2 separate regions of the Homo sapiens genome follow, and region 2 is linked to region 1. A link is an interaction called in ENCODE POLR2A ChIA-PET data of the cell type or tissue named here. Cell type or tissue: CD4-positive, alpha-beta T cell. All regions are shown on one strand. Each heading gives the region's core, and the rest is flanking DNA. Links, peaks and the distances in the headings are about the cores only. Region 1 overlaps RUBCN (rubicon autophagy regulator). Region 2 overlaps FYTTD1 (forty-two-three domain containing 1).

Region 1 (2,923 bases), core at 106-2,605:
ACGAGCACAGGAACTCGTCCTGCCCCCGTGGTGTCTGGGGCACCACCCTCCCAGGTGCATTGATGTGTTCGCCAACCAGGAAGCCTGGACATCATTGTTCAAGTTTTTATTGAAGTTTCATTATATAGGCACCATCGATTAAGTCATCGGCCACTGGTGACTGGGCTGAGTCTTCGATCCCTCTCCCCTCCCTGGAGGCGATGGGGGAGTAAAAGCTCTAACCCTCTAATGACGTGGTTGGTTCTTTCGATAGCCCCCAATTGCCCCAATTGTGAAGCTGTCTATCTAGGGGCCTGCCAGGAGTCTCCTCATTAGCATAAACTCAGGTATGATTGAAAGGGGCGTATTTTGAATAATTTCTTGAATGATTCAAGAAATTCCAAGAATTTTAGGAATTCTCACCAGGAACTGGAGACAAAGACAAAATATCTATTTACTGTTATACCATAGTCTGTGATTGACTTCATCTCCTAATTAAAAAAAAAGAAAGAGGGTCTGACCTCACTCCCAGGATCAGCAGTCAGAATTTCAGGAGGAGAATAGTGAGGTAAATTCAGATCCGTCCACTTGACTACCACATCTGTTTCCTGCAGCAAAGCAGGGATCCGGGAAGCTGTGCAGTCTGTAAGGAGCCTGCCGAGAGAGAGGCCCAAAGCACACTCCTGTTAGAAACTGTTGCTGCGGTTGTAGGCCCTGAGGAGATGTTCAATCAGTAATTCTCTAGTCGTTTCAGAACAGAAATCCTTAAAGGAAAAGACCTTAGGCCGGGGTTTCCCAACACGTGGGCCAGATCATTCTTTGCTGTGACGGATTGGGCTGTGGACTGTAAGATGTTTAGTGTCATTCCTAGCCTCTACCTACTAGATGCCAGTGGTAACCCCTCCCCAGTATCAAGACAATCAGAAATGCCTCCGTCATTGCCATAATCACCCGTGGCTGAGAACCACTGTCGTAGGAGGTCCTTGAGGCTGGGCTTGGCGTAGGAAGTAGCAGTAACTCTCCTCCAAGCTAGAGTGAGCACCTACCCAAGGATGCAAGTTCCTAAACGCCATTTCATGTTTGGGAGCAAATGGCAAGTTTTGATTCCAGGAACATATGGTATAGAATATTAGTTTATTTCCTGCTGGAATACTAAGGGCCCCCTTTTATCATCATTATTACACAGATGGTAGCGAAGGATCTAACCTGACTCACATATCAAAGAACGGACTGTCAGTGTCACTGGCCTCGATGTTCTCAGGTAGCCTACTTTGCAAGCGTGGATGTGCTTGTAGATGCATGTGTGAGAATGTTGCACCAGCTTTCGTATATACTTAATCATGTGATAACTGTCAAGGTTACGAGGACTGTAGGGGCTGGAGAACTAGTTGGAAGAAACTGGAGCTAAGCCAGAACAACAAGCCAGGAACAATTCAGATACTCACTGATTCTTCCTCATGTGACCCCAACAATCTTCCTCACAAGTTTGTCCTTGGTGATCCTTCCCTATGGTGATAAATTTAGATTTAGTGGCCATTGTGACTGATGGAGGTAGTGGACAGTTTAGAAAGGAATAGTTAGATGAAGAATTTTAGTTCAAACCTATACCTAAGCTCCTGCCACACATTCAGACAGCAAAAGTAGGATAGAATGGTATGAAGCTTACTGTCTCTTTAGAACTTTGAATTTGCAGAGCCAACTTTTAGAAAGCCATCTCTTCTGGGTACTTTGTGTACAAGTAGGATTTACTGCTGTAGATGTTTGTTCTTGCTTTGTGATCCAAATAAGTAGGTTTCCTGTAGGTGAGGTTAATTGAAAGAAAGTAGCAGTTTTCTACTCAGAATGGCTTTAAAACACAAAAACAACAACAAAACTCAGAACTTTTGTATTTTTTTTGAGACGGAGTTTCGCTCTTGTTGCCCATGCTGGAGTGCAATGGCGCAATCTCGGCTCACTGCAACCTCTGCCTTCCGGTTTCAAGCAATTCTCCTGCCTCAGCCTCCCAAGTAGCTGGGACTACAGGCAGCTGCCACCACACCTGGCTAATTTTTGTATTTTTAGTAAAGACAGGGTTTCACCATGTTGGCCAGGCTGGTCTCAAACTCGTGACCTCGTCATCTGCCTGCCTCGGCCTCCCAACGTGTTGGAATTACAGGAGTGAGCCACCACGCCAGGCCCAGAACTTTTTATTAAAACTTTTAATATTGTTGGGCATTAGAATTTGAAATAATTGTGTAAGATTAGATCAAGATTTAGAGAAATAAAGACAAATATTACAGGAGCTCCCGTGTTCTCACTCATATGTGGGAGCTAAAAAAGTTGATCTCATGGAGGTAGAGAAGAGAGTGATAGTTACAGAGGCTGGGGAGGAGGTGGGTTGGGGCGTAAAGAGAGGTTGGTTAGTGGGTTCAACCATACAGTTAGAAGGGATGAGTTCTAGTGTTCAGTAGCACAGTAGCGTGGCTGTAGTTGACATATTCTGTATTTCAAAATAGCTAGAAGAGATTCGAAGTATTCCCAACACAGAGAAATGATAAATGTTCAATCAATGGATATTCTAAATACCCTGCTTTGACCATTACACATTGTATGCATGTATCAAAATATCACTTGTGCCCTGTCAATATGTACAAATATTATGGTATCAACTTAATTTTTTTAAGATTAGAGAAATAAAAGTAATTAGGTTCCTTTTTTTCCTACTCCTGAACGACTGTCATTGATTCTAACATGAGTCTTCCCTGCCTGAGGAGGAGTTATCCTGACTCCCTTTCTAACTGGTTTCCGGTGTGTTTAGTCCCAGTCCTCTGTGGGGGCATGTGTTGAGTGTCAGCCACTTCTCCCTCAGAGCATGTCCAATCTGCACTCACCACCAGGCAGGCCTTGATTTGGTCTTTCTAGCATGCTTCCTTTCCCCATTTTGGGGGCTTTAAAATTTTTATAC
Region 2 (2,923 bases), core at 281-2,780, 94 kb before region 1:
GTGGGCACCTGTAATCCCAGCCACTTGGGAGGCTGAGGCAGGAGAATTGCTTGAACCCGGGAGGCGGAGGTTGGGGTGAGCCGAGATCGCACCATTGCACTCCAACCTGGGCAACAAGAGTGAAACTCCATCTCAAAAAAAGAAAAAAAAGAAAAAAAAAAAAAGAAAAAGAAAAAAGAAAATAAACTGTGGTGAGAAGGGAAATAAAAGATATTAGAAGTCTACAATTTCTAAGTAAATCTTTAAATCCCTATTAATGGTCCACCATAGTCCACAATTCTTGTTGTAAATGCTGTGTTTACTGAAGTATCATTTAAAAAAAAAAAAAAGAAGCTAGTTCCAAATTGATCTATCCAAAAAGAACCCTCTCTAAAGGGAAGTTTTACATGCTTAACTGCTTTTTCACAGTGGCAAAATAATAATAATAATAATAATTCTGATGAAAACTGAAAGCACTACTGATCAGAAATGAATTATTTTCTGCTTTAATATTGCCAATATGGTATTCATTTTCTGTGCTGCCAAGTGAGCTATTTTTTCTCTTATCTCCTTATAGTAAAAATAAATCAACAAAAATTATTCTGGGCCCGTATACTTTGTGTGAATTACAAAGCTATTTACAGTAAAATATTAATAATGATATACATACCTAGTCTAATAAAAACTCACTGCTGAGCAATGAGGCCTGCTGGGCCCGTATACTTTGTGTGAATTACAAAGCTATTTACAGTAAAATATTAATAATGATATACATACCTAGTCTAATAAAAACTCACTGCTGAGCAATGAGGCCTGTTTCCTCAGACACAGTATTTTACGATTGGCTTAAACAGTTGGCCCTTCAACAACATGGCTTTGAATTACCTGGGTCTACTTATAAGCAAATTGTTTTGAACCAAAAAAACATCTTGGAATGGAAAATCCATGTACACAGTGGGCCAACTTTTCGTTTACACAGATGTGGGACTTCAGTATTGCGCAGGGTTGGGTATATACAAGGGTCCTGGAACCAATCCTCCGTGTATACTGAGGGATGACTGTAATTAAAATTGTGGTGAAGAGTTTATGCCTGTTTTTAAAAAATGCATATCTGATTAGGAACACTGGACTTTTCTAACAGGTCTACCTAACCCAAATAGCAAAGTAATAAAGTATAACCATCACTGGTAGAATAGATTTACTTACCATGCTAAAAATGCTAAAGCATGGCTATTACCAATTCTTAGGTATTTGAAAACCACACACCATTCCACTATTTTCTGTGGGTGTTAATTCACCAAAGCAGTTTATTATCAATTAAGAATTAGAAGATCTGAGCTCAAAAAATAACTCTGCCACATGCAAGTCTTGAAAACACTAGGACTCACTTTACTAAGGTGTAAAAAGGAGGGGTTAAACTGGATTAGTCTCTAAAGGCTCATCTAACCCAATATTCTGCATTGCAAAGTATACTGGATTCTTTTTTTTTGTTTTTTTAAGACAGAGTGTCACTCTGTCACCCAGGCTGGAGTGCAATGGCGTGGTCTCGGCTCACTGCAATCTCTGCTTCCTGGATTCAAGCAATTCTCCCGCCTCAGCCTCCCAAGTAGCTGGGACCACAGGCACATGTCACCACACCAGCTAATGTCTGTATTTTTAGTAAAGATAGAGTCTCCCTATGTTAGCCAGGCTGGTCTTGCTCCTGGCCTCATGATCCGCCCGCCTTGGCCTCCCCAAGTTCTGGGATTACAGGCATGAGCCACCGTGCCCAGCCTGGATTCTTCTTTTTAGATTCATTTGTTGGAGCTACAAATGAAATCATCAAAAGAGAGAGGGATGCTAATAGAAGAGTCTACAGTGATTTACCAATTTTGCTAGTAGATAAGGTTTCACACCCTAAAAACTACAAATATAGATAACCACTACAAAGTTCTTCGTAACATAGAACAATCTAAAAACCACAACTCAATCTTTAGAGCTGAGAATAAATCATGTGAAACCTGTAACATTTTATTTGTTAAAAATGAACAGCTTCAGAATAGATCTAAATGTAACTTTTCCAAAAAACACCAAAAAGTACAGTGTAAAGCACCTCCTCGTTAAATACAAACTTTCATTTGGTGATGCACGGCACCAATGTTTTGCATATACCTTGATGCAAAGAAAAGTTTAAGTTGCATCCTGTTTTTAAAAAAAACCGAAACTTAAGAACTGAACAAGGATTACAACCACATTCCAATAAAGAAAATTTTCCTTCAACAAAGCATATTGTTTTGTTTATATACAATATGTGACCACCAAGAGTTTTAATTTAGTTGTACCAAAGGCAAAACATTATACTTAAAATTAAATTACAGATGCATGAAGAATAAAAGTTTAATGTATCAAAGATAATTTGTTATTTAATGCACTCAATGTCAGTATTTGGGGCAATTTTTAAAGTTTTCCCAAAAAATGGCATGAATAGCTCTATACAATAATAGGTAAGAACAGGAAAATGAAAACACCTTTATACCATATTTTCACAAACCATTCTAAAGACAGCAAACTTGAGCTCAGCTGCTTTTCCTTGCTTTAAAATAAGCTACCAGTAATTCTAAATCAGACTAAAATGTACTGTTCCTAGACCAAATACAGGCATTCATCCTTGCAAAAATGTTTTGCAATGAGTTCTTGGCCTATATGAAAAGCATCAAATAGCTAAGGAGAGACTAGAATTTATTTCCAAATTCTGTGACTGACTTCCAATAATCCCTTATCAGTACGAGTACCAGGAAAATATCAGATATTAAAGATCAGATTTAATTCTTTGGTATAAGCATGAAACTGTTACTGATAGCTTTCCATGGCGAGCATAAACCATGAAGCAACTCAAGAAGCATGAGAGACAACAATGAAATCTAGTATACAATGCAGGGCAGGCCAAGAACGATGTCTGCTTTAC

The links. Peaks named below come from ENCODE experiments on the same cell type or tissue, not always from the same donor. Only the 100,000 strongest peaks of a DNase experiment are listed, where the experiment ranks them.
Region 2: POLR2A ChIA-PET joins it to region 1 with 6 read pairs; 3 of 35 experiments call an interaction of 5 or more read pairs at or near these places.

The regions. Positions count from the first base shown.
Region 1 is chr3:197,689,391-197,692,313 of GRCh38, reverse strand. The region is part of intron 11 of RUBCN (rubicon autophagy regulator); the gene reads left to right. Among named protein-coding and RNA genes, the nearest start is that of MIR922, 16 kb to the right of the region's middle. In CD4-positive, alpha-beta T cell, for the core only: no CTCF peak of the experiment used is centred there; no DNase peak of the experiment used is centred there.
Region 2 is chr3:197,783,344-197,786,266 of GRCh38, reverse strand. It overlaps FYTTD1 (forty-two-three domain containing 1), which reads right to left. Exons shown (of 9, transcript NM_032288.7): 9 at 1-2,923. Among named protein-coding and RNA genes, the nearest start is that of LRCH3, 6.4 kb to the left of the region's middle. In CD4-positive, alpha-beta T cell, for the core only: no CTCF peak of the experiment used is centred there; no DNase peak of the experiment used is centred there; H3K27ac peaks cover 508 bases.